2 separate regions of the Homo sapiens genome follow, and region 2 is linked to region 1. A link is a loop called in an ENCODE intact Hi-C map of the cell type or tissue named here. Cell type or tissue: MCF 10A. All regions are shown on one strand. Each heading gives the region's core, and the rest is flanking DNA. Links, peaks and the distances in the headings are about the cores only.

The links. A loop is a pair of places that touch in the nucleus more often than their neighbours do. Peaks named below come from ENCODE experiments on the same cell type or tissue, not always from the same donor. Only the 100,000 strongest peaks of a DNase experiment are listed, where the experiment ranks them.
Region 2: a loop joins it to region 1, with 3 times the contacts of the local background. A loop is called at or near these places in 1 of 110 quality-filtered maps.

What each region holds. Positions count from the first base shown.
Region 1 is chr5:140,975,514-140,978,333 of GRCh38, forward strand. The region is part of intron 1 of PCDHA1 (protocadherin alpha 1); the gene reads left to right. The region is part of intron 1 of PCDHA2 (protocadherin alpha 2); the gene reads left to right. All of the region lies in intron 1 of PCDHA3 (protocadherin alpha 3), which reads left to right. All of the region lies in intron 1 of PCDHA4 (protocadherin alpha 4), which reads left to right. It also overlaps PCDHA5, PCDHA6, PCDHA7, PCDHA8, PCDHA9 and PCDHA10, and 6 more genes. Among named protein-coding and RNA genes, the nearest start is that of PCDHAC2, 10 kb to the left of the region's middle. In MCF 10A, for the core only: no CTCF peak of the experiment used is centred there; a DNase peak (open chromatin) is centred at 1,678.
Region 2 is chr5:141,602,815-141,605,634 of GRCh38, forward strand. The region is part of intron 1 of DIAPH1 (diaphanous related formin 1); the gene reads right to left. Among named protein-coding and RNA genes, the nearest start is that of DIAPH1, 15 kb to the right of the region's middle. In MCF 10A, for the core only: no CTCF peak of the experiment used is centred there; a DNase peak (open chromatin) is centred at 1,697.

The DNA of each region.
Region 1 (2,820 bases), core at 261-2,760:
CTGCAGTGGATATATTCTTAATACAGTCCTATTAGGAAGGAAAAGGAGATATTATATGCAGTCTCATGTCCCAGAGGGCAATTTGTTGATGTCTTCCACATGGATTTCCATGGTACGAAGATAGCATATTATTTCATTGAGTAGTTGTGTGAGTTTATTAATAAAATAGGGTATTTTAAACTTATTTTACTTTAAATCTTAGAAGAGGTGATTCATCCTTCTGTAGCTCAAATATTCTATGTCATAAATCACAGATAATACCATTACAAGATAAATTAAATCTTTTTTATAATTTTAATAGGAACTGAAGTGTATTCTTATTCTTCAGTAATACTACATCACCCATATGGACTACCTAATTGATTTTTTCCACATATGGAGTTTTGTGACCATTATTCTACCAAAAGACTAACCTTTGAAGCAATAGGACATATTAGAGTTCTTCACCAATAGAAAGTAAGCATAGTCCTGGGAGGTACCATCTAAGTATTAAAGAACTAAATAATCACAGTTATTTCAACTGTGATTGAAATTGTGATAGTAATATATGTCTTACTGTGTCAGATATATCAGTAGTCAACTTTTCAACTTGAATTTTTCCAAGTTTAATCAAGTTCTGGATGAAACTCATGTACATTTTACTACTTTTAGTTTTGTATTGTTTTAAATCAATATCCTGGAAACTCAGAAGTAAAAAAGAGAAAGAAGAAAAATATATGTCATTTCATGTAAATTTATTTAAAACACAGACTTTTGGCAAGGCACAGTGGCTCAAGCCTGTAATCCCAGCACTTTGGGAGGCCGAGGAGGGTGGATTGCCTGAGGTCAGGTGTTCAAGACCAGCCTGGCCAACATGGTGAAACCCCATCTCTACTAAAAATTCAAAAATTAGCCAGGTACGGTGGCAGATGCCTGTAATCCCAGCTACTAGGGAGGCTGGGGAAGAAGAATTGCTTGAATCCGGGAGGCAGAGGTTGCAGGGAGCCAAGATCGCGCCACTGCACACCAGCCTAAATGACAGAGTAAGACCCTATCTCATAAATAAATAAATAAATATAAATAAAACACAGACTTTTGTGTTAAGGGGACCTAAACATGACTGTCAGCTGAACTCAGCAATCAGACAAGTAATTTAATCTCTCCAAAGTTCAGATGTCTCATTTTTGCAATTTAAGTACAATAATGTTGACTTTGCATTATAGTTCATTTATTTAAACACATTTTAAAAACCTCCCAGATGCCAGAAGCCTGCTAGACTCTGACTATATAGCTACGCTTTTATGAATATCTGAAGATATGCATGTGTCTAATGAGCAAAACAGATATAATCCCTTTCATAGAGTTTACTGTCTGACAAAGAAAGAATTAGGATACATGCAACAGTATGTAATAAAGTGCAAAATCTAGTACTGTGTAGCTACTTAAAACATATTATATGCTTTCTTCCTTTCCTTTTCCCTGCCTGATCTTACTGCCATAAGAAATCTTGTAACTGTGATTCTGTCAAATGAATCTAAGAAGGATGTTGTTGCTGATGGACTAGTATAGAAAATAGCAGCATGACAAATTAAATGTGTCATTGGGGAAGTGAGATTGTATAATGAACTGAGTTTCCTGGTCAGTCCTGCTGGAACTGTGCCTTTCAGCAAAATGAGTTTGATGATTTCATTCCAAAGATCAAGTTGCAGCAATTTTCATCATGAATGTTACCCAATCATAGAAAAATTGGCAACATTTCTCAGCAGATGTTACAGTCTTTCTCAAAGGAAGGTTCTCTCAGCTGACAAGCTAACGATAGTGCTCCTGATGGCGAGGGGAGAGACGGTGATGATGACTGATTGATAAAAAGTATTTTAGTCATATTTCCAGGTTTATAAAATGATTTGCAAACATTTTCTTTTGTTCCCTCTAACACCGCTAGTAGATAATGGAAACTCCTTTGATTTGGTCTGTAGATAATTTTATGCTATGTTATATGGAATATCCACAGCATTTTGTGAACTTGAAAACAAAGGAGGAAGCAGCTTGCATATGCATATCTTGCTAGCAGATTGGTAGAATAGAGAGAGCAGTTAGCATGTGAGGACCATTGAGGTAAAGTATCCCAGAGTTGTAACTTTTTCTGGGCCTTGACTTTGGCTAATTCTCTGCATGCCAAATATCATGTAGCCATCCAGAAATCTGTCTGAATATTGAGATGGTGATCATTTCTCTCCTGGGTGTTATGAAGAAATGTGTTTATTAAATACTTTGCATCCCTTAAAGGAACTATATGAATGATAGGAATAAGAATTATTGACAGTTTTGAATGGTCTATTGATATTACTATGGCTTTGTTTCTACCAAATATGGTAAGTATAATGTAGAGGAAAATACAAAATACAACTTTTATCCCCCATTTTTTTCATTCAACTATACCTCAATATTCAGTGACAGGGCCACCTCAATCTCCGCCCATGAAAACGCATCTAGAGGAGTGTCACAAGTTTTTCACAGTGACATTTTTGCTTACTGATACAAGACAGTGATGGTGACTGATGATGTCCCAGTGATTTCTGAGTAGCTTCTAACCAGCACATAACTCCCCCAACAGTCTTTAAGTCTTTAGGTGCCCATATTTTCCTCTTTGTTCTCCCCCTTCAGACTGAGAGTTTGTAGAGAGAGGGCAACAGATCTTTTCAATACACAACTAATGCAAAATGTATCAGGTTTTTCTTGGATTTCAGCTACTCCCTGTTAAACAATCAGAGCTTAGTGAACAGTGATTCAGTGAGGAGGGAAAGCACTCAGGAAGGAGCAGGAACAAGTACAAGTTTATGA
Region 2 (2,820 bases), core at 245-2,744, 630 kb after region 1:
GAAGAACTTTCCCTTCCATTTTCAAGGAATGGCCCAAAGACAACAGCAATTGAATCAACATTTCATCTAGCATTTACAGAGAAACAAACTAGATTCTGACATCACCACTTATTGGTGCCTGCAGCCTACACAGGCGTTGTGTAGAGTTGGAGTACCCACTTCAAAAAGAAAATAAAGGAAAGAAAAAGGGTACCTCAGAGGAAAGGAAGTCTAGAAGAGGGGCACAAAATGACCAGGAATTTAAAAATATAAACTATAAACCTAGAAAAGCTAAATGTGTTTAAGGGAAAGAAGGCTGAAGATTACCTAGCAGTCCCCAGAAATGGAAATGATAGGCTCATGTTCTCCATGACCACTGAGGAAAAAGTGCTGAAGGATTAGGTAAGACTGTAGCAGCTCCTCCATTTGGTTCAGAGTGCCTCAGCAGCCCCACAGCTAAACTAAGCACTGGAGAGTTAAACTCATTAGTTCCACAATGTATACATATATCAAAACATCATGTTGTATACCATAAACAATTTGTATGTCAATTATACCTCAATAAAGCTGAGAAAACATAAATAAATAATAAACTTGTTAGAATTCATACAACAGCCAACAAAGGAAACATAGTAAAAGACAGTCCAATATCTTTTATTCCTAATTAAAAGAGTTCTATCAATCTACCCCTGCCTTCCAAAATCAGCATCTTTTTCCTAACCCCACCCGGGAACAATGAAAGATTCTAGGCAGTGGCCAGTGTCAAGCACAAGTTAGAAATGCCGTATAAAGAACAGTAGTAACTGTAGTCCATTCTGTATTTCAATAATTTGCTTATAAATTTGAAATAATTTACTTATAAATGTAAAGCAACTAACTTAATGTCCTGCACAACTGTCTAAAACTGTTGGTGAGTCTGCTTTCCAATAAACCTTATTTCCCAATTATAATTAAAATGAGGGGAAAACTATCTTAATATTAGAATTGGATCCTCTAACAGGTCCAAAGTATCACTTCTCTAATAGTTCAAGAAGGCAAGTACCTTGGGGAAAGGGAAAAAGTAACTTTTTGCCTACAGCTCAGCTCATCCTAAAGCCCTGCAACTGGCAGCCGGCATCCTAGGTAGTTGATAGCCCAGAGGGAAGGAGGAAAGGCCACGCTGGTATCACTATTCCAGCACAGCAGAACAGGTAGAAACCGGGCTGAGGATGCTGCATTCCTCCAAGTCCATCCATACAAACTGCCAGTCCTTGCACTATAAAGCACACATGGTTTGGGCAAACAAGCTGCCAACAGAGAAAGTGCTCAGAGTCTGGAAGTCCTACTTTCCTATCAAGTATCACAAGGTGTAGCAGGCACACCGGTATCTTCTGCTGTTCAGAAGGTGAAAGCCAGCATGCATAGTCTGTCATTTGGTGACAGAACAGTAAGCAAAGCTTCCTTCCTTTCAAACATTCTAAGGTTCCAATACAACTTTTGAATACATATACAGGAAACAAAACATAATGTTAACCAATTTTTCCAAAATTTCAACATATTTCTCAAGCTTCAAATATTGATACTTGCTCTTCCTTTCTTACTAGGCCTCTCCCTCTGCTGCCTAAGCTTAGAGAAGACTATGATCACTCCTTTAAAAAAAGGGGTGTTGTCCATTCATTTAGAAATAGTCAGTGACTCAGGAATGCTGTTTCCCAATCGCCGTAGCAACTGTCTTCTCCTCCCATGTTATGATGTGAGTAGCAGGACATCTACTCTTCCTCAAGGGTGGGCATGTGTGTGACACACCCAAAGCCTAGCAGACAGCAGGAAGTTTCTGCAACTGCTACCGCTTCTACATACAGGCACCAAGTATGAGGACACCTTGTTTTAAATCCCATTCCTAAAGTCCTTTCATTTCTAAATAATCTCTTTTTTGTATCCTCACACCACTCCTGAATACCCAGAAATAATCCTACCCCTACTGACAACCGCTTAACTAATCCAAAAATTATACTACTACTCAATAAGCCAGACTTGATCCTACGAAACCACAGAAAATATTTTTTGGCCCGGTACACATTCAGAATAAGATTTTGAAAAAATCTTAGGGAGGAGGGGAGATGAGCATGAAGATGAAATCTTATTATTTCTCTACCACCAGAAATATAAGTGTTAAAATAAGGTTGTTCTGATACTTCTAGCAATTGTACTTGTGTTGAACTATGTTCTAACACAAACACACACAGAATTTCATGCCAAAGTACTTAGGATCTAAAGAAACTTCCATATATCATGTACTGTTCTCTTTGGTTCTAACCATTAAAAAAAATTAATTTCTGAAAAACAAAGTATGGGACTGTTTTACTCTTTTTATATACATTTGTATTTTCTTAGAAAAAAACTATCACTTTTAGAATACACATACATTTCCATTTCAAATTAAGGTGGCAATTTTCAAAGATTAGAAAGCTGGAAAATTTTTATGACACTATTTTAAAAGCAAAAAACATCTGTAAACTATAAAGGCAATGTTGTAAAAATATTTGTGCATAGAGATAATGACTAAAATATACAAAGACTGTAAAATAAAAATGAAAAATAGAAATTTAGGGTTCTTACGTATTGTTTCAAAAATATATATGTGTTTTCAAAAAAAAAGCACACACAAAAAATCATTAGCACATCATCTAAAAGCAAAACATCATCATCCAATTACCATAGGCAAAATGCCTATCAGTATTTACTCTTCTCCAGTGGTATTTTGCTTAAGGAAACACTCCTGACAAGGCACAGTTACAAAGTTTAGGTATGACAATGCAATGTGAGAAAGAATACTGAGAAGAATATTAGTGGAGTCTAAAA